Regions from separate parts of the Homo sapiens genome. Here region 1 is linked to region 2. Evidence: read pairs that join two places in POLR2A ChIA-PET (ENCODE). Cell type or tissue: endothelial cell of umbilical vein. All regions are shown on one strand. Each heading gives the region's core, and the rest is flanking DNA. Links, peaks and the distances in the headings are about the cores only.

Region 1 (12,712 bases), core at 5,416-9,415, 70 kb before region 2:
CACTGGCCGACTTTGAATGAAGTGGTGTCATTGGCCGTTGGTCATGATGTTATGTAGTGATTTTATAGACTGAAGTGCTGGCAGCAAAGATTGTGCGTTATGCATTGCTCACAATCAATATATTTGGTCATTGAAATTTGGACCATGGTTTGAGGAGTAGCTGGTGTTTTAACTAAAGCATAGTAACTGAAACTTACCCATATCAGAACCTCGCCAAGAGAGGACTACCATGAAAGTTAAATGAGGGGCATTAGGTTCCATAAAGGATCATAAAAATACTACTCTACTCTATTATACATTTACATATACACATGTGTATCCTAAAGTAATAAGCTAGTTTTAAAATATTAACCATACTTAATGATTAATATTTATTATATCTAATTATAATAATTTTACTTGCCACCTAGGGATTTAGAAGAGTTCAGAGGGATTTAATGTATGATCCAGGAAGTTTGAAAGTTTGAATTGGGCCAGGCGCGGTGGCTCACGCCTATAATCTTTGGGAGTGTAATCTTTGGGAGGCCGAGGTGGGCGGATCACGAGGTCAGGAGATCGAGACTATCCTGGCTAACACGGTGAAACCCCAGCTCTACTAAAAATACAAAAAAATTAGCTGGGCGTGGTCGTGGGCGCCTGTAGTCCCAGCTACTGGGGAGGCTGAGGTGGGAGAATGGCGTGAACCTGGGAGGCAGAGCTTGCAGTGAGCCGAGATCGCGCCACTGCACTCCAGCCTGGGAGAGAGTGAGACTCCATCTCAAAAAAAAAAAAAAAAAAAAAGAAAGTTTGAATAGATACTTTCCTTTAGATATGAAGACATTCAGCATCAATTCATTGCTCTTAAAGCAGATCTCATGATGGTTTATTTTTTAAAAAGAAGAAGAAAGAAAAGAAAACACAAGTGCAGAAGGATATGAACACCATGATACTTCTTATAGAACAATAATGTAAACAATATTATTTGGTTATTGAGAAACATTTACATTATAAATGTAAAAACTCATAATTCATAATATTCACCCATATGGAAGGAGAGAAAATGGTTTAAAATTTTTCCACATTGCAATTTCTTATATACCTATGTTTAATGAGACAGTATTTTATATGGACACCTGAGTGTTTTTCATCACACGGTAATACTTACATATCACATTATTCAAATTAATTACTAATATTTAAAATTCCTATTTTGGACTGAAGGAATTGAATTGACTTATAAGTTGTTCTTTTAGCCCTAAAATTCTGTATGTATTCTTTGACTTTTATATTAGAAACCATCAAAGCTGGGCGTGGTGGCTCCTGCCTATAATCCTAGTACTTTGGGAGGCAGAGGCAGGGGGCTGACATGCGCCTAGGCATTCAACACCAGCCTGGACAACATAGCAAGACTCTGTCTCTACACACACACAAAATTAGCCAGGTGTGGTGGTGCATACCTGTAGTCCCAGCTACTCAGGACACTGAGGTGGAAGGATCACTTGAGCCTGAGAGGCAGAGCCTGCAGTAAGCCCTGATTGTGCCACTGCACTCCAGTGTGGGTGACAGAGCGAGACCCTGTCTTAAAAAAAGATAAAAACTATCAAATGTAGTGCGTGTTTATTTTGGGGACTAAATGCTTATTTTTAAGGGGATGGTTAAAGTACTCAGCATTATTTAGGGAGTTAAAGCCTTAGGTTTTAAACCTGATTTGGGGTTGAGCTCTGGGAAGGAAAAGATGATTGATTCATAGGCACCCTGATACAGTCACTTATGATCTGAAAAGCAGATGTACTCTAAGGCACTCAAAATAAAAATAACACCAGTCCTATGCTTATCTCTTAAAGTCATGTTGTTTTCTGCAAGGTGTTAAAAATCAAAATAAGATTGTTCTAATAACATTGAAGTTTCGTCAGTATATGTGTATGATACAAGCGAAATTGATGGGTAACTACTTGCAGTATAATTCTTTTAGAATTATGTACTTTTAGATTGACTTACCAGAACTGCTGAAATAAAAAACACTCCAATTTAATTTGAAATAGTGGGAACATTGGCTCTGCTGCAGTGATTTTAAGTGTATACATGCCCGACTGTGAATGGATTAAGTTCATCATTGGTGCTGCCTTGAGGTGATTCAGAAACTTTCTTTTGCCATTGCAGGTAGAGCGGGAAAAGGCCATTCTTTTGGCCAACCTACAGGAGTCACAGACACAGCTGGAACACACCAAGGGGGCACTGACGGAGCAGCATGAGCGGGTGCACCGGCTCACAGAGCACGTCAATGCCATGAGGGGCCTGCAAAGCAGCAAGGAGCTCAAGGCTGAGCTGGACGGGGAGAAGGGCCGGGACTCAGGGGAGGAGGCCCATGACTATGAGGTGGACATCAATGGTTTAGAGATCCTTGAATGCAAATACAGGGTGGCAGTAACTGAGGTGATTGATCTGAAAGCTGAAATTAAGGCCTTAAAGGAGAAATATAATAAATCTGTAGAAAACTACACTGATGAGAAGGCCAAGTATGAGAGTAAAATCCAGATGTATGATGAGCAGGTGACAAGCCTTGAGAAGACCACCAAGGAGAGTGGTGAGAAGATGGCCCACATGGAGAAGGAGTTGCAAAAGATGACCAGCATAGCCAACGAAAATCACAGTACCCTTAATACGGCCCAGGATGAGTTAGTGACATTCAGTGAGGAGTTAGCTCAGCTTTACCACCATGTGTGTCTATGTAATAATGAAACTCCCAACAGGGTCATGCTGGATTACTATAGGCAGAGCAGAGTCACCCGCAGTGGCAGCCTGAAAGGGCCCGATGATCCCAGAGGACTTTTGTCCCCACGATTAGCCAGGCGGGGTGTGTCATCCCCGGTAGAAACAAGGACCTCATCTGAACCAGTTGCAAAAGAAAGCACAGAGGCCAGCAAAGAACCAAGTCCAACTAAGACCCCCACAATCTCTCCTGTTATTACTGCCCCACCGTCATCTCCAGTATTGGATACAAGTGACATCCGCAAAGAGCCAATGAATATCTACAACCTTAATGCCATAATCCGGGACCAAATCAAGCATCTGCAGAAAGCTGTGGACCGGTCCTTGCAACTGTCTCGTCAAAGAGCAGCGGCTCGGGAGCTAGCCCCCATGATTGATAAAGACAAGGAAGCCTTAATGGAAGAGATCCTCAAGCTAAAGTCCCTGCTGAGCACCAAACGGGAGCAGATCGCCACATTGAGGGCGGTGTTGAAAGCCAACAAGCAGGTAATCTCATTCTACTGGTGAAAGCATGCCAGTCAAAGCTTTCTTAACTAATTTATTCCCTAATTTTATTGAGTATCGAGTATCGTCAAGATGAGAGTTCAGATTCTTGGTAAGTGGATAAATAAAACTGTCCCAGTGCCAGATCAGAATGTCATAATAATTATTGTTTTTAAATGATGAAATACCTGTGCCCAGTTAGGTGGAGGCAGAGGTGAGGAACTTAAAGCAGGAACACAGGAGAAGATCTAGATGCCTTTCTGCAGATGTAGAAAGGCAGCTCAGGCGGTGCTGGGCTGAAGCCTGGCAGTGAGTGGCTGTGGAAACAGGAGATGGAGGGTGGCAGAATAGGCTGGCAAGGCAGGTTACACCAACCAGGGCGATACAGCAAGAAAGACAAACACCCAGCAGGCAGCTAGAGCAAACAGAGGGAAATCTGGGTACATATGGTGAAGAAGGTCTGATGGCCAATAACTGGACCCCAGCTTTGGAGCTGGAGGTTCAGATTCAAGACTCAATTTCTAGGAGTATAGCAAAATTATTATTATTATTATTTTTTATTTTTGTTTTGAGACAGAGTCTCGCTCTGTTGTCCAGGCTGGAGTGCACTGGCGCCATCTCTGCTCACTGCAACCTCCGCCTCCTGGGTTCAAGCGATTCTCATGCCTCAGCCTCCGAAGCAGCTGAGATTACAGGCATGTGCCACCATGCCTGGCTAACTTTTTGTGGAGACAGAATTTCACCATATTGTCTAGGCTGGTCTCGAACTCCTGACCTCAAGTGATCCGCCCACCTCGGCCTCCCAAAGTGCTGGGATTACAGGCATGAACCACCGCGCCCAGCCAAGTATAGCAAGATTAAAAGGAGTGTTTTGTCCTTCATCCCAAACTTAGAGAAACAAGAGCGCTAAATAAATGAATAAGTCAGGGATGAAAGGCAAGACAACTGTGAGGACCTGAGTGAGTAACAGAAACAAAGCCAGACAGATTGTTACCAACAAATTAAATAGTTTGGGGCCACTTTAGCAAGGAAATAATAGAGAGTGTGTGTGAGAGAGTATAAGAATGAGCTCTACCTGTGCTACTGACCACGTATCTGAAATTTAGGTTCATTTGGGATGTTAACCCACCTGGGTCAGAGGTTAAGTAATAGGGAGCTTTTCCTAGCTATTGATCTTGTCCTTCTGGACAAGTAGTAATGTTACAACATGAACCTGTCTAATTCCCAGCCCTCCTTAATGACTGAAATTGTTTTCACCCTGAGTTTTACCTTGGTGGGAGTGCTGCGAAATATAGGCAGGAAAATTATTTTCACCTTTATTTAGTTTATCTGAAAAGATATTCTTGAAAGACACATATTTGAGAAAGGTGCTGAATAAATGTTGGTGTTGATAAAGAGAAGCAACAAAGCACCAAATACCCTCCTGCAAACGCAAGCAGTGCCAGTGAATAGTAGGTCAAGGGAGCTCTTGGTCTTTGGAGAATGAGGATTAATTTCAGATTCAGAGTGTCTTCTCCATTTGCCATCATCTGGGGAAAACCACGCCCTTATTATCTCATCTACAGTGCAGCTTTCAAGTCCTCATCTCTAGTTCCCATAAATCTATTTATATAATTGACATCTATACCATAAGCCATAATATTGTTTGCACTATTAACATGTTTTATATAAACCTAAGGGCAAAATATGACTTTATTTTATGTTGTCACTTTAGAGAAATAGAAAAGATTAGAGTGAATGAAACCATCATTCTCAGCAAACTATCGCAAGGACAAAAAACCGAACACCACAAGTTCTCGCTCATAGGTGGGAATCGAACAATGAGAACACATGGACACAGGAAGGGGAACATCACACACCGGGGCCTGTTGTGGGGTGGGGGGAGGGGAGAGGGATAGCATTAGGAGATTTACCTAATGTAAATGACGAGTTAATGGGTGCAGCACACCAACATGGCACATGTATACATATGTAACAAACCTGTACGTTGTGCACATGTACCCTAGAACTTAAAGTAAATTAAAATATATATATATAAAATAAATAAAATAAAAAAAGAAAAGATTAGAGTGAATGAAGAATTTGTGAGAGATCTGACTCTAATTTTAGGTCGGAATAAAGGAATTTATTATTGTAACTCTGCTATAATTTAAAGACCCAATGATTCAGAGTGGTCATAAATAACCAATACCATATTAGATAAGGCTTACACAAGGACATGCTATCCTGGGGCATTCTTGATCAAGCCATCCAGATAACTTCTCTGACTTCTTCCTAAAGGTTGAATATTAACAATTTAGGTCTGGGCGCAATGGCTCACGCCTGTAATGCCAGCACTTTGGGAGGCCAAGGCCAGTGGATCACTTGAGGTCAGGAGTTTGAGACCAGCCTGACCAACATGGAGAAACACCGTCCCTACTAAAAATACAAAATTAACCAGGCGTGGTGGCGGGTGCCTGTAATCCCAGCTACTCGGGAGGCTGAGGCAGGAGAATCACTTGAACCCCGGGGGGCGGAGGTTGCGGTGAGCCTAGATTGCATGATTGCACTCCAGCCTGGGCAACAAGAGCGAAAATCTGTCTTAAAAAAAAAAAAATCAAGATGCTTAACTGAAACAGAGGTATAGATAAGGACACTTGGCCAACCAACAGAGACTAATTTGTGAACAAGCATTCATTGATTACATATTTTCTGGGAGGCAGTAAGTAGGGATGCAAAAATAAATGACATAATCTAGTAGGAATTCCGCAATTGCCTGTAGCTGTTTACAAGACAGGACTTATCAAGCACTTTAGAGTGATGTAAACAGTACCACAGGAAATCAGAACAGAACAAAGCATTCCTAGCTGAAGTTTTATTTTCACTGTGCTTTGTGGTACAGGTTGAGTATCCCTTTTCCGAAATGTTTTGGGGGACAAGAAATGTTTCAGATTTTGGATTTTGGACATTTGCATATATACATAATGAGTTATCTTGGGGATGGGATCCAGGTCCAAACATGAAATTTACTTATGTTTCATGTATTCCTATATACATAGCCTGAAGGTAATTTTATACAATTTTTTTAATGATTCCGTGGCTGAAACAAAGTTTTGACTGCCACTCATGACATGAGGTCAGGTGTAGAATTTTGTGGCTCATGTCAGCACTCAAAAGGTTTCAGATTTTGAAGCATTTTGGATTTTGGATTAAGGATGCTCAACCTGTACCATTTGCATTACATTAGAGTTACAGTCTATATGGGCTCAGTAAATTAAATGAAAACACATTTCTAGCAATGCATTTGGTCTGCACGTTCATGATGTTGGGGCTGTTGCTGTGATGCTTATTGCCGTAAATAGCTTCAAGTATTAACAGATGACATTCACTATATTTATTTAGACATTGTGAAATGTTTGTTTTTAAGGTTAAGGTGAGAATTCTGGGGTACAGGGGAAAAAAGGAAATCTCCCTGTTTTAAAATAGGCATTCTACTATACAGCCATAAGAAAGAAAAGAATGAGATCATGTCATTTACAGGGACATGGTTGGAGCTGGAGACCATTATCCTTAGCAAACTAACACAGGAACAGAAAACCAGATACCGCATGTTCTCACTTATAAGTGGGAGCTAAATGATGAGAGCAAATAGACACATAGAGGGGAACAACACACACTGGTTCCTGTTGGAGGCTGAAGGATGAGAGGAAGGAGATGATCAGGAAAAATAACAAATGGATACTAGGCTTACATACCTGGTGAAGAAATAATTGGTACAACAAACCCCCATGACACACATTTACCTATGTAACAAACCTGCACATCCTGCAGCTGTACCCCTGAACTTAAAAGTTAAAAATAAATAAATAGGCATTCTGTAGTCTCTATGAATCTTCTCATTTACTTAAGGATTTTTTCATAGGCACAGTGCCTTCTGATGAAGTCAGTAAATGCTTATGAAGCACCGTCCATCTAGCACTGTGCTAGATGCTGAAGATTCAAAGAAGACTAACACATGGTCCCTGCCTTCCAGAAGACTCAGCCTCCTGGGGATGTCAGGATAGAAACACAATTACAGTTCAACGTTACACATGCTGTAATCCAAGTTATGAGAACAATGCAGAGGAAGCAACTAAGGTTTCCTAGAGGAGCGGAAAAGACTTCACAGAAGCAATTATACCTTAGTTTGTTATTAAAGGATAAGAAGTTGTTTTCCAGAGGAGGAGGAAGTAATTCCAGACAGAACAGTAGGTAGAGAGGCTTTGGAGTGACAAAATAGAATAATATATTCAGGGAATGCTCACAAAGGCCTATGTGGCTGGAAATAAGACTTTTTTTATTTAGAAAGTCAACTTTGGAATGTGTGGAGAAAGTGGTGAAAGCAGAAATCAGCAAATCCAGTGAGTTATGGATACTTAAAATTACTTAATTCTGGAAAAACTTTGCACAGTCAATGGACAAACAAATCTACAAACAAAACTGAGGCTTTGGGGTATTTGTCACAAACAATAAATGATTTTGTATTTCTGTTTCAGATCTAGCTCTTCTGTTATCCCCCATTTTATTCCCCTTAGATACTGACCATGGGATTCTATGTGCTTACAAATTTGTTACATCTACATTTCACAACTTAAACATACTTTTCTGTTTTAAATGAATATGTGTCTAAGCTTTTTAAACACTAAACAACTGCCGTTTTTCCCCAGGTCAATTTCTGCCTTGTGGATAATTTTCTGAATCTGTAATATTTCTGAAGATTCCTCCAAGTATTTACAGAACATACAGAAGTATTTTATGAGTAAAGTCTCATTTTAATCTGAATTTAAATCCAATCAAAACTCACAAGAAACTACTTCGGAATCAAAACAGTAACAAAGTACCCTATCCCAACATTGATTTAATTAAGAAAGAATTTATTTCTATAGATGTTGGCACTTTGCATATGAAGGTTTGAAGCTGCCCATTTCAAGCAACAAAAAGAAATGTTAAAAACCAAGGTAGTCTTCCTGGGAAATCCCGTTAGTAATGGATTTCTCTGCTAGTAATGGGGTTGTTCATTAGTATGGGGTATTTGTATACACTTTGAAAAGTTATAGTTTCCAGTTTGTAAAAATCATGTGTTCCCAGTTTGGCTTCAACATGCAAACTGTGTGCTATGCATCAAACAGGCAATCCCTAAGTATACACTGATTTTATGCATTGATTCAGTCAGTGTGTTTTTTTACTTGTGTGTGTGCCAGGGTAGCTCTTGATTTGAAACACTATTAATTCCAAGAACTTCGGACATGCCCAAATCCCAGATTCAAACAAATGTTTTAACTCATTCAACATTTTATAACCCCTACTTTTATGGAGATTTTGAAGGAATTATATTTCACTATATTTCATTGTTTGGACAAATTGTATGCAAATTAGAAAGTAATTAGTTCTTTATCACTTCTTTTCCTTAAATGTATGATAACATGGATTTATAGTTTATCATATACTCATATTATAAATTACAATGGTGTATGTCTTTTATTCTATGTTTTGGGCCCACAGAGCACAGGTGACAAAATTTGAGTTCTAACATATTCCAATTTGATTATTCCTATTGAAGCTGTGCTTCTTTACTAAATAATTGGTAAAAAAATTTTTTTTGTATAAAGTTTCATTTTGGCTCCCTCCTTGTCCTAAAATCGCATACTTTCAGCAATCTGCATTAAATATTTATTAAACTACTGTCATTCTCTTAGCTCCTGATACTGACTCTGGCTCGCAGCGGGCTTCTAGGGCAATTTAACCACATTATGAATTCACAACACATTTTGACATTAAAGAAAAACTTCCCTGTGTCCAAAGCGCATACCTATGTTTATATAAAATGTAACCAAATCAATTTCACTTTCCTTTTATAAAAGAACATAATAGGCACAGCATGAAGCAATCTGTATGATGGATTTTCCTGATATGAAAATTGTAAGCAGTGTGATTTTCTGCTTTAGACAGCTGAGGTGGCGCTAGCTAATCTCAAGAACAAATATGAAAATGAAAAAGCAATGGTGACTGAAACCATGACGAAGCTTAGAAATGAACTGAAGGCTTTGAAAGAAGATGCTGCAACCTTCTCATCCCTGAGAGCAATGTTTGCAACAAGGTAACAGTATTTTCTTCCTATGACTGGGTGTGGTAGGTGGGGTAAAGGCTTTAAAATTCACAGCCCTGCCTTTGTGCATGTTGAGTGTATTCGGTGAGTAGTCTAGGATGGCTAAGTGTGAAGAAAATCTGTGGAAGTCCACTCTGACGTATCTAAAAGCAAGCCTTCTGTGCTGTTTTCCAGAGCCCCCTACTGAACACTCTGGATCCAGAAATTCTATTACATAAAAATATTTTTTAAGTAAGCTAATATTAATAGGTTGTTTCTAGAATTTATGCACCCCAAAGAGAGTCTCCCTCCAAATAAAAAGCTTTCAATAAGGAAAAAAACCCCACTTCCTAGAATAGCTAAATATTATCACCTCTGAAATAGAGTTCTGTGAAGGAAGTACATGAAAGTATATAAAAGTGCCTTACCTTTAGTACTGTGCGAGAAGATACTGTCATAATGAAGATTAATAATCATCACATCAGCTAATTACTTATAATTTTTTTTTTTTTTGAGACGGAGTCTTACTCTGTTGCCCAGGCTAGAGGGCAGTGGTGCGATCTCAGCTCACTGCAACCTCCGCCTCCCGGGTTCTAGCGATTCTCCTGCCTCACCCTCCCGAGTAGCTGGGAATACAGGCACCTGCCACCACGCCCGGCTAATTTTTTGTACTTTTAGCAGAGACGGGGTTTCACCCTGTTAGCCAGGATGGTCTCGATTTCCTGACCTCATGATCTGCCCGCCTCGGCCTCCCAAAGTGCTGGGATTACAGGCGTGAGCCACCGCGCCCGGCTGTATTTTGTGTTTAAACATGAAGTGATTGTTAAGAATGTATTTGATTTGAAGTTTTCAGAATCTTGAGATTTTCAATATACTGTTGAAATACATTTTTTGCTGTCACAATGCAGTGTCAAAAAAGACCTACTTTTTTTTTTTTTTTTTTGAGATAGGGTCTCACTCTGTCACCCAGGCTGAAGTGCAGTGGCGCTATCTCGGTTCACTGCAGCCTGGACATCCTGGACTCAAGCAATCCTCCCACGTCACCTCAGCCTCCCGAGTACCTAGGACTGCAGGCTTGCACTACCACACCCGCTAATTTTTGTGGTTTTTGTGGAGGCAGGGTCTCGCCATGTTGCCCAGGCTGGTCTCAAACTCCTGGGCTCAAGAGATCCGCCCACCTCGGCCTCCAAAAGTCCTGAGATACGGGTATGAGCCACCATGCCCGACCAAATCCTACCAATTGTGTATCTTGTATGATGCAAACTTGGTGCAAAATTCACGAATAATTACTATGGCTTTACTTGCAGATTTAGTAAATAATTTACATTTGGCTGATACATGTAAAAGTGTTAAAAACAAACAAAAAAAGATCTCTTGAGCTTTATAGGAGTCCCCCAGAAACTGAGATCACACCACTGTACTCCAGCCTGGGTGACAGAGCGAGACTCCGTCTCAAAAATAATAATAATTTTTTATAAAAAGGAATTGTTATCCCCAAATTGTCTATTTTCACAGACTTTTTTTTGGCATGAACAGTATTTGTTATTCATATTTTAGCGGGTAAATAAACTCAGAAAAAAAACAAAACAAAATTCAGAATGAGCTTTTTCTCCACGCCACCTCTACCTTCCAAATGTATATGTGCCAGGTTTTGCCTTTGGTAAGGAAAAAAGATCACTAAGCTTATCTTTCTTCTTCGGCACAAGTATGAAACCTGAATAAAGATGTTTCGGACAGCCTGCTGTATCTGTATGAAACCTTGTGAAATCTTGGTTTTTGCAGGGTTTTCTGTTTTTTGTTTTTTGACAACTCATTGCTCTGTCATCTGGTTGAGAAATCATTGAAAATACTCAGTTTTCTAATTCAGGCAAATCAGTCAAATTGACAAGACCAACAGCTGCAATCTATACTAAACTAAAACGTATAAATATAGATAAGGAAATGTTTTCTTTATAAACATTATTATTTTGGATACTATAGGCATAGCCTATAATAAACTTGTTACATTCCTCCAAAGAATACAATGTCATACAGTAAAAAGAGCTACTGTAAGACACTTCAGGTATAGTGGACATTGTGTGAGACTTGACTGTTATTCGTCTGTTACACAGCAGCCCCACGATAACTCTGTCCCTGGGGTTTAAGACATTGCCTATTAAGACTGTCTCCATATGGGCTGGGTGCAGTGGCTGATACCTGTAATCGCAGCACTTTGGGAGACTGAGGCAAGAAGATCACTTGAGGCCAGGAGTTCGAGACCAGTCTGGGCAACACAGTGAGACCCTGTCTCTTTAAAAAATAATAATGACTGGGCGTGGTGGCTCATGCCAGTAATCCCAGCACTTTGAGAGGCCAAGGTGGGAGGATCACTTGAGGTCTGGAGTTCAAGACCAGCCTGGCCAACATGGTGAAACCCCGTCTCTACTAAAAAAAATACAAAAATTAGCTTGGCATGGTGGCACACTCCTGTAATTCCAGCAACTCGGCAGGCTGAGGCATGAGAATCGCTTGAACCTGGGAGGCAGAGGTTACAGTGAGCCAAGATCACGCCACTGCACTCCAGCCTGGGCGATACAGCGAGACTCAGTCTCAAAAAACAAATAAACAAAACAACAACAACAAAATAATAATAAATTTTTTAAAAATGTCCCATATATCTCATTGTATGGATGAACATATATTCCAGTTTTCTGCTATTGTGGGTTATCTACATTCTATTGCTAGACCTTTAAACCAGTCTTCTAAATTTCTAAATTTCGGTCAAATTTATTACTTTTCAGCTTAACTCCCAAATTCAGTTTCACCAAGATTTTCCTCTGACCACTTCTCTGTTTTGGTTCCAGATGTGATGAATATGTCACCCAGTTGGATGAGATGCAGAGACAGTTAGCAGCTGCAGAGGATGAGAAGAAGACTCTGAACACTTTGTTACGAATGGCTATCCAGCAAAAACTCGCCCTGACCCAGAGGCTGGAGGACTTAGAGTTTGACCATGAGCAGTCCCGACGCAGCAAAGGCAAACTTGGAAAGAGCAAGATCGGCAGCCCTAAAGTAAGTGGGGAGGCATCAGTCACCGTGCCCACCATAGACACTTACCTCCTGCATAGTCAGGGCCCACAGACACCCAACATTCGGGTCAGCAGTGGCACTCAGAGGAAAAGGTATGCATGCAGCGATCTTCATAGTACGGTGCAGTGGCCAGATTTTAGTTAACTGCAAAAATAAATGTGCTCTTGTTGTGGAGGATGGAGGAGGGGAAGCAAAAGAAAAAATGGGAGCTGGCATATAAATGGTCTTGCTAATGTGGGTCTTTCCAGATCAAAACCTTTTTGATAATTGTGTTTATGTAGTCCTTTCTAACCCCCTGCCCAATCCCTC
Region 2 (12,160 bases), core at 671-4,670:
CTGCAGGTGCGCCCTCTCGTCCCCCGCTGCGGAGGTAACTGGTTCGGGAGGTTCATTGTGGAAGGCTGCGCTCGGCCACCCACTCCCTTAGCTATGCTGTCCCTTCCCCCAGAGGACCTTGGGCAGGAACCCGCCTACCGCCGAGCTTGTCCTGGAGGTCACTTCTCAGAAAATTCAGAAAGTACAGGTAGAATTCTCTTTTTCTCTCTAACTTTTGTTAGGATTTGAAAAGACCAGTTTTCTAGCTACTGAAGCTTAAGCGGCTTCGCTAAATTCCTGCTTTGGGCAGCCGTGGTGGAGGCCTAATACGGTGAAGGGGAGGCTGGTGTCCGCCCAAGTCTGACAACCTAGGTGTGGTGAGCAACCTTCTTAGTGCCTGGATTTTCTTAAAGGGACGCTTGACTCCCAGGCTGACTGTGAAAAGCGGCAAGGAAAGCTGTTCCTAACATCAGAAAACGGAATCATTATTGCTGTTTTCATGTTAATAGGTTCAGATGTCAGTAATGCGGTGTTTTGATTTCTGAATTCTCATTGAATCTTAAAGAAGTCCTCAAGGTGATCTATTCAAGGCGATCTATTCAAGGCCACGTAATCTCCCCTGTCTTGTAAATGTGTTCTCTTCTCCCCAGGCGAGTTTGAAACTAGGGATTTCTTTTTTCTTTGATTTGCAAAACTTCTTTAAAATCCCCTCCCCTCCTTTATGCGGTAACCAGAGGTGTCTGGTATGTAGACCAGCTTACGAGGCAAAACCTCATTTGAGCAGCAGAAATACAAATAATTCTAATTACTTTCACGCATTTCATTCTGATTAAGCAAATATGACGATTTAAATATGATAAATATTAGAGCTTTTAAATTCCCTTTTAGTCCTGGTTCTGAACTTGTAGTAGGCATAGAGCAGAAAAACATGATGAATTAAAAAGATATAACTACAGTAGATAAGGGCAGAAATTGTGAGGTGAGAAAATATGTAAACAAGTAACTGAATTACAGTGCCTTCGGTCTTCATTTCCTTGTCTTCAAAATGAGGACACTAGTGTGAAACAGTTTCTGAACTCTCTTCCAGTCTTAGGTGTGATTCACTCAAATTAATGGGAGGGTGTTTTCTTCCTTATCAAATGAAAATGATTTACTTTGGATCGAAGGTATTTATTTAATGGGTTTTCAAGTTATTTAATGTACAGAATTTGTTAATCATCAACTGTTTTCAGTTGGAGAATAGTGGGCACCAAATTCCTTATTTTTGTGAGACGGAGTCTCACTCTGTCGCCCAAGCTGGAGTGCAGTGGCATGAACTCAGATCACTGCAACCTCTGCCTCCCGGGTTCAAGCGATTCTCCTGCCTCAGCCTCCCAAGTAGCTGGGATTGCAAGCATGCGCCACCACGCCCAACTAATTTTTCTGTTTTTAGTAGATACGGGGGTTTCACCATGTTGCCCAGGCTGGTCTCGAACTCCTGATCTCAAGTGATCCGCCCGCCTCAGCCTCCCAAAGTGCTGGGATTACAGATGTGAGCCACCACATCCGGCCTCAAATTCTTTATTCTATCATTTTACTTAAAATCACCTGGCTAAATTACAAACCCATTGAGTAGGGGAAAAGAGGAAGTGCCCTTTTAGCAGTAAGGGTAAAAGGGAGTTGTGGCAGTCTACAAATCATTTCTGTAAGGTAGCTCTGCTTTTTCTCTTTTCCATTCTTTTTTTTTTTTTTTTTTTGAGACGCAGTTTTGCGCTTGTCCCGCAGGCTGGAGTGCAGTGGCGCAATCTCGGCTCACTGCAACCTCTGCCTCCTGGCTTCAAGATTCTCCTGTCTCAGCCTCCCGAGTAGCTGGGGTTACAGGTGCCTGCCACCATGCACAGCTAATTTTTGTACATTTTTTTTTTTTTTTTTGAGACGGAGTCTGGCTCTGTCGCCCAGGCTGGAGTGCAGTGACGCAATCTTGGCTCACTGCAAGCTCCGCCTCCCGGGTTCACGCCATTCTCCTGCCTCAGCCTCCCGAGTAGCTGGGACTACAGGCGCCCGCCACCACGCCCGGCTAATTTTTTGTACTTTTAGTAGAGACGGAGTTTCACCATGTTGGCCAGGCATTTTTTTTTTTTTTTTTTTTTTTTTTTTTAAAGAGACGGGATTGCTTGGCACGGGGGCTCACGCCTGTAATCCCAGCACTTTGGGAGACCGAGGGGGAGGATCGCTTGAGCCCAGGAGTTTGAGACCGGCCTGGGAACATTTCAAAACCCCGTCTCTGCAAAAAATGACCCCTTGTGGACTGAAGTGGGAGGATCGCTTGCGCTCAGGAGGTGGAGGCTGTAGTGAGCCATGATCGTTTCACTGTATTCCAGCCTGGGCAACAGAGTGAGACCCTGTCTCAAAAAGAGAGGGAGAGGGAGAGAGAGAGAGAGAGGGGAGGGGAGTCAGAGAGAGATGGGGTCTCACTGTGTTGCCCAGGATAAGGCTAGAGTGCTGTGCCTATTCATAGGTACAATCGTAGCTCACTATAGCTTCGAACTCATGGGCTCAAAGCTATCCTTCTGCCTCAGTCTCTTAAGTAGATGGGACTACAGGCACACACCATTTTTTTTTTTTTTAATTCAAAGAAAACCCAGAGCAGTTTTTTTTAAAATGGAGAACCTAGCACTACCTTTTCTAGGTGTGTTACATTGTCTCGATATTGTAAACCGGCTGAAACTCAAAATTCTTGTTGCTATTTTCAGGGTCGAAAAGTAATTATCTTAATAGGTACAGCCATTCCCCTTACCATGATAAAATCTGTAATATCTGTAGGAGAATGATCTAGTGTTTTGAGAAGTAGTCTCAAACTACTGGATGACCACACCCTGTTCAATTTGGGAAGGGTAAAAAATATTTTAGAAAGTGCTTTCTTCTTTGACTCAAATCTGCCTCCCTATTAGTTCAATAGTATCATTAGATAAGTCTGTTCTTCCCCCTCATCAAAAAGTAAACCAGATTTAAGTTACTGAAAAGTGCCAGTTCATTCTATAGCACCTAGGAAAATATTTATATATGAAAACCACAAAATTTAAACGCATTACAAAGTAGGCATTACTCAATTGAAATGTCACTTTCCCTCTTAAAGAAGAAGGAACAAAAACTGAAAACTCAAGAACTTGGCAGAAAATTCCATTTAGCATTGTTATGTCATGTTCTGTGGTTATAAACCCTGCTGTTTTTAGAGTTCTGTGCTTTTTGGCAAAAATAATAAAGTGTACCAACTGCATCCTTTGTGTATTCCTGAATGTGAAGCTCCCCATTTAAGTGAAACAGAAAGGTGAAGCAATTAAGACATAGGCTTTGGGGTTATATAGCACTCACGTTCTAGTCCCTCTTCCATAGCTAGCTGTGTGAATTGGACTGTCTCTTAATTTCTACGTTTCTTCATCTGGACAACAGAGATAACAATCCTTATAATCGGTGCACTCCTATAGTCTCAGCTACTTGGGAGGCTGAGGCAGGAGAATCACTACAAGCCATGAGTTTGAGGATGAAGTATGCTGTGTTTGCACCTGTGAATAGCTACTGCACTCCAGCCTGAGCAACGCAGCAAAACTCCATCTTTTTTTTTTTTTTGAGACTGAGTCTTACCCTGTCGCCAGGCTGGAGTGCAGTGGTGCAATCTTGGCTCACTGCAACCTCCGCCATCTGGGCTGAAGTGATTCTCCTGCCTCAGCCTCCCTAGTAGCTGGGACTACAGGCACACACCACCATGCCCAGCTAATTTTTGTATTTTTAGTAGAGACGGGGTTTCACCTTGTTGGCTAGGATGGTCTCAATATCATGACCTCGTGATCCGCCCGCCTCGGCCTCCCAAAGTGCTGGGATTACAGGTGTGAGCCATCGTGCCCGGCCCAATGCTCCCTTTTATGGAACCTTAGTTCCAGGCCTCAGGTTCAGCTTTTTCCTATTGTGAAAACCCAAGGCCAAAACTTCCGTCCCCTGAAAGGCTCTTAGTCCCCTAGGCTTTCGGGTTCCTGGCAATGACTTTGCCTCTTGGGCAGCATGGTCTTACAAGTTAGTTACTTGTGTTTAAGTTTTGGGTTCTTTTTTTTTTTTGCTTGCCTTTGGGCACCTCCTTTATTTTGTTATGAGCTCAGCCATGCATTTGTTGTATCTGAGTATTTGAATATCTGTTGTAATTTATTCAGCATCTCGGTGCTTTGTGGTGAGGGACTTTTCACATTATTTACTTGGTAAACTTTCTATGTAAGTACAGTTTTTTTTTTTCTGGTACTCACCATGGCTGGAATGCTCACATTTTCAACATATACCCCAGTATCCTGAGAACTTCTAGAGTACTAATTTCATCTCTGGGGAAGAGGGATAGAAATTTTGGTGAAAGCAATACAAAAAAGTACTATTGATTGAATTCTGGCACTGAACCAGGACTATGTGTATGTTACCTCTAGTTCTTATAACAACCCTGAAAAAATAGGTGGTATTATTACAATTTTAGGGAAGGAAAAAAAGTTTCAGAAAGTCCTATTGCAGTACCCTGCACCTAGTAAATTTCAGAGGCAGGATTCAGACTTATGTCACTGGCTTCAGTGCTTGCATGCCTGTTAACACCTGTTCTTAAGGTTTTCCAGGGCTTTGAGTGGCCCAACGTAAAGCAATAACCATAGGTCATTTGCATTCATATGTTAGAGCTAATGTTATTTGTAACATTAAAAAATCTATATTATATTTTTAAATAAAAGTATCTTTAGTATTATTAGAATCATACAATGTTCTAAACAAGTAAAGATTTACACTAAAATGATGGATGGTGTGCATGTGCATGAATATCATTAATGCTTCTTAGAAGCTCCTTAAAGATGGGCTCTGAAATTGGAACCAGGAAAAGTTTCTTATAAGAATTTCCTTCCAAGAACAGCTTATTTATTTTTATTTTTTATTTTTATTTTTTGAGACGGAGTCTGGCTCTGTTGCCCAGGCTGGAGAGCAGTGGCGCAATCTCGGCTCACTTCAAGCTCCACCTCCCGGGTTCACGCCATTCTCCTGCCTCAGCCTCCAGAGTAGCTGGGACTACAATCGCCTGCCACCACACCCGGCTAATTTTTTGTATTTTTAGTAGAGACGGGGTTTCACCGTGTTAGCCAGGATGGTCTCGATCTCCTGACCTTGTGATCCACCCGCCTCAGCCTCCCGAAGTGCTGGGATTACAGGCGTGAGCCACCGTGCCTGGCTCCAAGAACAGTTTAAAGAGCAGTCAGTGGTTTTTTTTTTTTTTTTTTTAGAAGGAGTTTCACTCTTGTCCAGGCTGGAGTGCAATGGAGTGAACTCGGCTCACCACAACCTCCGCCTCCCGGGTTCAAGCAATTCTCTTGCCTCAGCCTCCCGAGTAGCTGGGATTACAGGCAAGCGTCAACATGCCTGGCTAATTTTGTATTTTTAGTAGAGATGGGGTTTCTCCAAGTTGGTCAGGCTGGTCTCGAACTCCCGACCTCAGGTGATCCACCCGCCTCGGCCTCCCAAAGTGCTGGGATTACAGGCGTGAGCCACTGCGCCCAGCCTAGTCAGTGGTCTTTTAATGAATAGCCATGTAAACTTGTGGACCTAAGAGCATTGAGAGACTCTTACTCCACAGTCACCTGCTTGCTTGCATTCCTTTTCTCTGCTGAAGGAAATCTAGGTTCATGGTTTTAACTGGTAACAGAGAAGAGGAACTGGAATTTGTTGAGGGAACGGGAACTTGATTGGGGGTCTGCCTGAGGTCACCTGCTGTTGGAGTCAGTCCTTTTACAGGGAGATAACATACATATAGTTCTGGTTCAGAACCAGAATTCAATCAATAGTACTTACTTGTATTGCTCTTACTCAAATCTCTTTTTTTTTTCAAATACGCATTTGCTGGAAAATTGATTGAAAAAGGATTAGAACATGATGCATTTATTTTTTATTTTATTTTATTTTTTGAGATGGAGTTTTGCTCTTGTTGCCCAGGCTGGAGTGTAATGGCGCGATCTTGACTCACTGCAACCTCCGCCTCCTGGGTTCAAGTGATTCTCCTGCCTTATCCTCCCGAGTAGCTGGGATTACTGGCATGTGCCACCACGCCTGGCTAATTTTGTATTTTTAGTAAAGACAGGTTATCTCCTTGTTGGTAGGCTGGTCTCGAACTCCCGACCTCAGGTGATCCGCCCGCCTCAGCCTCCCAAAGTGTTGGGATTACAGGCGTGAGCCACTGTGCCCAGCCTACATGATGCATTTAAATATATGGATGTGGGGCTGGGCGCAGTGGCTCATGTGTGTAATTCCAGCACTTTGGGAGGCAGAAGCAGGCGGATCACTTGAGGTCAGGAGTTTGAGACCAGCCTGGCCAACATGGTGAAACCCTGTCTCTACTAAAAATACAAAAATTAGCCAGGCGTGGTGGTGGGCGCCTGTAATCCCAGCTACTTGGAAGGCTGAGGCAGGAAAATCGCTTGAACCGAGGGAGCAGAGTTTGCAGTGAGCTGAGATTGTGTCACTGCACTCCAGCCTGGGTGACAGAGCTAGACTCCATCTCAAAAAAATTTAAAAAAAAAGAAAAAATTTATGCATGTGAAATGTGGTGAGAGATTCAGTAGGTTTGGACAGGAGCTTATGGATCTGCATTTTTAAAAAGTATATTAGATAATTCTGATGATCTGCTTGGCTTCCAAATGCCATTCTACCAGCTGTTTCAGAATTACTTGGGATTGCTAATTAAAAATCTCTAGCCACACCCTTGACATAGTGACTCAGAATCTGAGGGGTAGGGTTAGAGAAGCTGTTTTTTTTTGTTTGTTTGCTTTTTGTTTTTTTGAGACAGAGTCTTGCTCTGTCACCCAGGCTGGAGTGCAGTGGTGTGATCTCAGCTCACTGCAACCTCCGCCTCCCAGGTTCAAGCAATTCTCTGCCTCAGCCTCCCAAGTAGCTGGTATTATAGGCACCTGCCACCATGCCCAGCTAATTTTTGTATTTTTAGTAGAGATGGGGTTTCACCATCTTGGCCAGGCTGGTCTTGAACTCCTGACCTCGTGATCCACCCGCCTCCGCCTCCCAAAGTGCTGGGATTACAGGCATGAGCCACCACGCCCGGCCAAGAAGCTGTATTTTTTTTTTTTTTTTTTTTTGAGACAGAGTCTCACTCTTGTTCCCCAGGCTGGAGTGCAATGGCACGATCTCGGCTCACTGCAACCTCCCCCTCCCGGGTTCAAATGATTCTCCTGCCTCAGCCTTCCGAGTAGCTGGGATTACAGGCACCTACCACTATGCCCAGCTAATTTTTGTACTTTTAGTAGAGACGGGGTTTCACCATGTTGGCTGGGCTGGTCTTGAACTCCTGACCTCAGGTGATCCACCTGCCTTAGCCTCCCAAAGTGCTGGGATTACAGGCGTGAGCCACTACGCCTGGCCAAGAAGCTGTATTTTTAACAAGTGCCCAGACGATCCTGATGTACAACCAGGTTTATAAGCTTCTGTGCATTTCCAAACATGGGTAAACCCCACTTTGGTCCTGAGGACAGGTTGCCGAGATTTGCAGGAATAAGACAAGGAATGCTATAGATTGTCCCTCAATACATAATCTGGGCCCTCTGCACTTTCTGGCATACTTTTTGCTCATTTCTGTTTGACTCCTCATTGCACTTTTTCTATCTGTTACAGGTCTTTCCTACTTTGTTCTTTTGTCTCAACTCCACCCTCTCCCTCTTGAAGTAGACCTGAATTTGTGCCGATACACAATTTTTATCAGACTGGGGTATCTGAGGTGAGCTCAACCGACCTGTCACTTCAGACTTGGTTTATAGACTCCTTTATTGCAGCCCTCTCCTTTTTACTAATCTGGCAGATAAACCCAGTCCTCAGAGACATTTCTCCTCTGTTACCTTCCATGGTTTGCCCCTTTACTCTCATTTATAGGCTATTTTTTCCCCTCCTCACCCCCAATGAGGTAATCCTAGACTTTATTTATTTATTTATTTATTTATTTATTTATTTATTTAGTTTTGATAAAGAGCCTTGCTTTGTCGCCCAGGCTGGAGTGCGATGGTGCCATCTTGGCTCACTGCAAATTTCACCTCCCAGGTTCAAACGATTCCCCTGCCTCAGCCTCCTCAATAGCTGGGATTACAGGCCACACCATCATGTCCAGCCAATTTTTTTTTTTTTTTTTTTTGAGACAGAATTTCGCTCTCGTTGCCCAAGCTGTAGTGCAATGGTGCAATCTCGGCTCACTGCAATCTCTGCCTCCCGGGTTCAAGCAATTCTCCTGCCTCAGCCTCCCGAGTAGCTGGGATTACAGGCATGTGCCACCATACCTGGCTAATTCTGTATTTTTAGTAGAGACGGGGTTTCCCCATGTTGGTCAGGCTTGTCTTAACTCTCAACCTCAGGTGATCCGCCCACCACGGCCTCACATAGTGCTGGGTTGACAGGTGTGAGCCACCGCGCCTAGCCTAATTTTTGTATTTTTAATAGAGATGGGGTTTCGCCTTGTTGGCCAGACTAGTTTTGAATTCCTAGCTTCAAGTGATCCACCTGCCTCGACCTCACCATCCTAGATTTTAAACCTTGAAATTTTCTAGAGCTGCCTCCCAGTGACTTTAACTTACTGTGTGGATCTGCCTTGCTGCCCTCACTTCTTCATCTTCTCACCCCGTCCTCACCACTTCCTTGTCTTCTTTTGGACTGGCTTGTGTTTACAACATTGGATTAGCAGTTGTAAGGTCAGCAATGAATTCCCAAATAGCATTCAGCACCTATTTTCAGCCCTTCTTAATTTTTCTGTGACATTTGTACCTTTTTAAAGCTCTTTTCTTGGTTCTGATGACCTGAGATATCTTGATTTTCCTACCTCATTGGTTCTTCAACTTTCTTCCTCTGGCTTTGCCATTTTCTCCTTTCTCCTCGTCTTCATTGGGGGTCCCATCTGCCCTCTGGGAAGGTTCAGCAGAGGGTATCTATACCTACTCCGCGTTTTCAAGGGCCTGCTTAATGAATATAAATGCTCCAAGGGCACCAAATCACAATTTCTTTTTACATTGCAATCCAGCCCCTTCTCCTGACTTTCCTTGGCAATTTTACTAACCTAGCTCTTGTTTGGCTTCAAATTCTGTTTTAAAATGGAATCTACCTGCTACCCAATGAGCTACCAGTTCTTATCAGTTTTCCTTCATTTCACATTGAATGTTTTTGCCTTATTTTTGGCCTATTTCTCAACAATAGTGTTGCTATTCATTCTATATAACTCTTTCCTCCCCCCAGTAATTTTTCTTTTTTTTCTTTTTTTTTTTTTTGAGTTGAAGTCTCACTCTTGTCCCCCAAGCTGGAGTGCAATGGTGCGATCTCCGCTCCCTGCAACCTCCGCCTCCCAGGTTCAAGTGATTCTCCTGCCTCAGCCTCCCAAGTAGGTAGGACTACAGGCGCCTGCCACCACACCTGGTTAATTTTTCTATTTTTAGTAGAGACGGGGTTTCACTGTTGGCCAGGCTGGTCTCAAACTCCTGACCTCAGGTGATCCGCCTGCCTCGGCTTTCCAAAGTGCTGGGATTACAGGTGTAAGCCACTGTGCCCAGCCTCCCCCCAGTAATTTTTCTTAAATCTGAGTATGGATCATATCTTTGCCATAGTCAAAAACCTTCCATGTCTCCCCAGCTGCCTGTTACTGATGTCTGTGATGGGATCCAGAAATAATTGCCTTAGTGATTGATTGTTGGTTAAACCTTACCAGTAACCCCTGGAATAGGTATATCTTTTAAAATCCACACAAATATTTAGTCTTATTTGAACTATGAAAGCTAGACTAGTCATGCATTGATCACACTTTAGAAGTTGTGTGTATGTTTGTTTTCAGGAATATATTTGGCATCATTTGGTCCAGTCGCAGTAGCTCACATCTGTAAAACCAGCAGTTTGGGTGGCCACATTGGGAGGATTGCTTGAGTTTAGGAGTTCAAAATCAGCCTGGGTAACGTAGTGAAACCTTGTCTTGTCTCTCAAAAAAAAAAAAAAAAAAAGTCAAGAAATTTGCCAGTATGGACCTGGTGCGGTGGCTCACGCCTATAATCCCAGCACTTTGGGAGGCCGAAGCAGGTGGATCATGAGGTCAGGAGATTGAGACCATCCTGGTTAACAGGGTGAAACCCCATCTCTACTAAAAATACAAAAAATTAGCCGGGTCTGGTGGCGGGCGCCTGCAGTCCCAGCTACTCGGGAGGCTGAGGCAGGAGAATGGCGTGAACCTGGGAGGTGGAGCTTGCAGTGAGCCGAGATTGTGCCACTGCACTCCAGCCTGGGCGACACAGCGAGATTCCGTCTCAAAAAAAAAAAAATTGCCAGTATGGCCCGTAGTCTTAGCTACTCAGGAGGGTGAGGTGGGAGGATTGCTGAAGTCCCAAAGGGCGAGGCTGAGGCTGCAGTGACCTGTGATCACACCACTGTATTCCAGCCTGGGCAATGGAATGAGACTGTGTCTCAAAAAGAAAAAAAAAAAGAAATTGGCATCATTTGCAGGGCATTGTCTTGAATTTGTCATCGGTTCTTGAATTGCAGTTGACAGTGTAGGCATTAGCACCAGCAAGTGTTCTGGGAGCCCACAGTCAACTTTGTATTATTGCCTCACTTAAGCGAGAATAGAGTGAAAACAAACCCAGTTGCTGTGCCCGTCGCACATGCACATCCGTTCATTGGAATTAAACTGTCAGCCTTCATCAACTGCAGTGTCTGTGGAAACCAGGGAGCTACCACAGTTCTGGGAACCGCACTGAGCCTCAGTGCAACTTTGAACAAAATGCCAAATGTCCACCCTGCTCTGCAAGGCTGGGGTTGTCCCCTGGAGCCTCTGACAGGGTTTTGTTTTAGGCCACATGTTAATAATAGTCTTAAAAAGCACAATGACTTTACAATGAACTCTTTTTTTTTTCTTTTTTTTTTTTTTTTTGAGATAGAGTCTCACTCTGTCGCCCAGGCTGGAGTGCAGTGGTGAGATATCGGATCACTGCAGCCTCCGCCTCCCAGGTTCCAGCGATTCTCTTGCCTCAGCCTCCTGTGTAGCTGGGATTACAGGCGCGCCACCACGCCCGGCTAATTTTTGTATTTTTAGTAGAGACGGGGTTTTACCAGGTTGGCCAGACTGGTCTCGAACTCCTGACCTCAGTCAATCCACCCGGCTCAGCCTCCCAAAGTGCTAGGATTACAGGTGTGAGCCACTGCGCCCGGCCGCTCATTTGTATTTTTAAAACATGTGGGTGGGACGCGGTGGCTCAAGCCTGTAATCCCTGCACTTTGGGAGGCCGAGGCGGACGGATCACGACGTCAGGAGTTGAGACCAGCCTGACCAACATGGTGAAACCCCCTCTCTACTAAAAATACAAAAGTTAGCCGGGCGTGGTGGCACACGCCTGTAATCCCAGCTACACAGGAGGCTGAGGCAGGAGAATTGCTTGAACCCGAGAGGCAGAGGTTGCGGTGAGGCGAGATCGCGCCGCCACACTCCAGCCTGGGCGACAGAGCAAGACTCCGTCTCACAACAGCAACAACAACAACAAACACATGCTAGGAGGTGAAAAGTCAGCATGTGGAACCATATAAATTATAAGATACCCCAAATTGAAGAATACTGAGGGGTCATTGCTTACCATTTCAAGTACAATGCGGTATAAAAATCAACTCAAAAAGGCATACTGGTTGAGTGCAGTGGCTTACGCCTGTAATCCCAGCACTTTGGGAGGCGAAGGTGGGCAAATTATCTGAGGTCAGGAGTTCTAGACCAGCCTGACCAACATGGTGAAATCCTGTCTTTACTAAAAGTACAAAAATTCACAGGGTGTGGTGGCGGGCGCCTGCAGTCCCGGCTGCTCGGGAGGCTGAGGCAGGAGAATCTCTTGAACCCAGGAGGTGGAGGTTGCAGTGAACCGAGATTGCGCCACTGAACTCCAGACTGGGCGACAGAGCGAGACTCCATCTCAAAAGAAAAAAAAAGGCACATAGAGAAAAAGCATACAGATTTATTAACGTGCACACGTGAGAATCACAGAATGATTGCCCAGTATCCCAATGGGGCCCAAATACTTACATAATCTTATTTCAGAGGGGAAGAGGAGATAGGGAATATTGGTATTCTGCTGAGTAATAATTGATTACTGTGGAGAATGAATGGATGAGGGAACAGAGACTGATGTGT

What was found. Peaks named below come from ENCODE experiments on the same cell type or tissue, not always from the same donor. Only the 100,000 strongest peaks of a DNase experiment are listed, where the experiment ranks them.
Region 1: POLR2A ChIA-PET joins it to region 2 with 5 read pairs; 3 of 35 experiments call an interaction of 5 or more read pairs at or near these places.

What each region holds. Positions count from the first base shown.
Region 1 is chr12:32,325,322-32,338,033 of GRCh38, forward strand. It overlaps BICD1 (BICD cargo adaptor 1), which reads left to right. Exons shown (of 10, transcript NM_001714.4): 5 at 2,140-3,234; 6 at 9,195-9,346; 7 at 12,178-12,495. Among named protein-coding and RNA genes, the nearest start is that of FGD4, 68 kb to the right of the region's middle. In endothelial cell of umbilical vein, for the core only: no CTCF peak of the experiment used is centred there; DNase peaks (open chromatin) are centred at 5,970 and 7,320; H3K27ac peaks cover 2,729 bases.
Region 2 is chr12:32,400,031-32,412,190 of GRCh38, forward strand. All of the region lies in intron 1 of FGD4 (FYVE, RhoGEF and PH domain containing 4), which reads left to right. Among named protein-coding and RNA genes, the nearest start is that of FGD4, 6.6 kb to the left of the region's middle. RefSeq lists enhancers at 1-14, 15-954, 54-223, 955-1,895, 1,896-2,835 and 2 more and a silencer at 1-17. In endothelial cell of umbilical vein, for the core only: no CTCF peak of the experiment used is centred there; no DNase peak of the experiment used is centred there; H3K4me3 peaks cover 124 bases.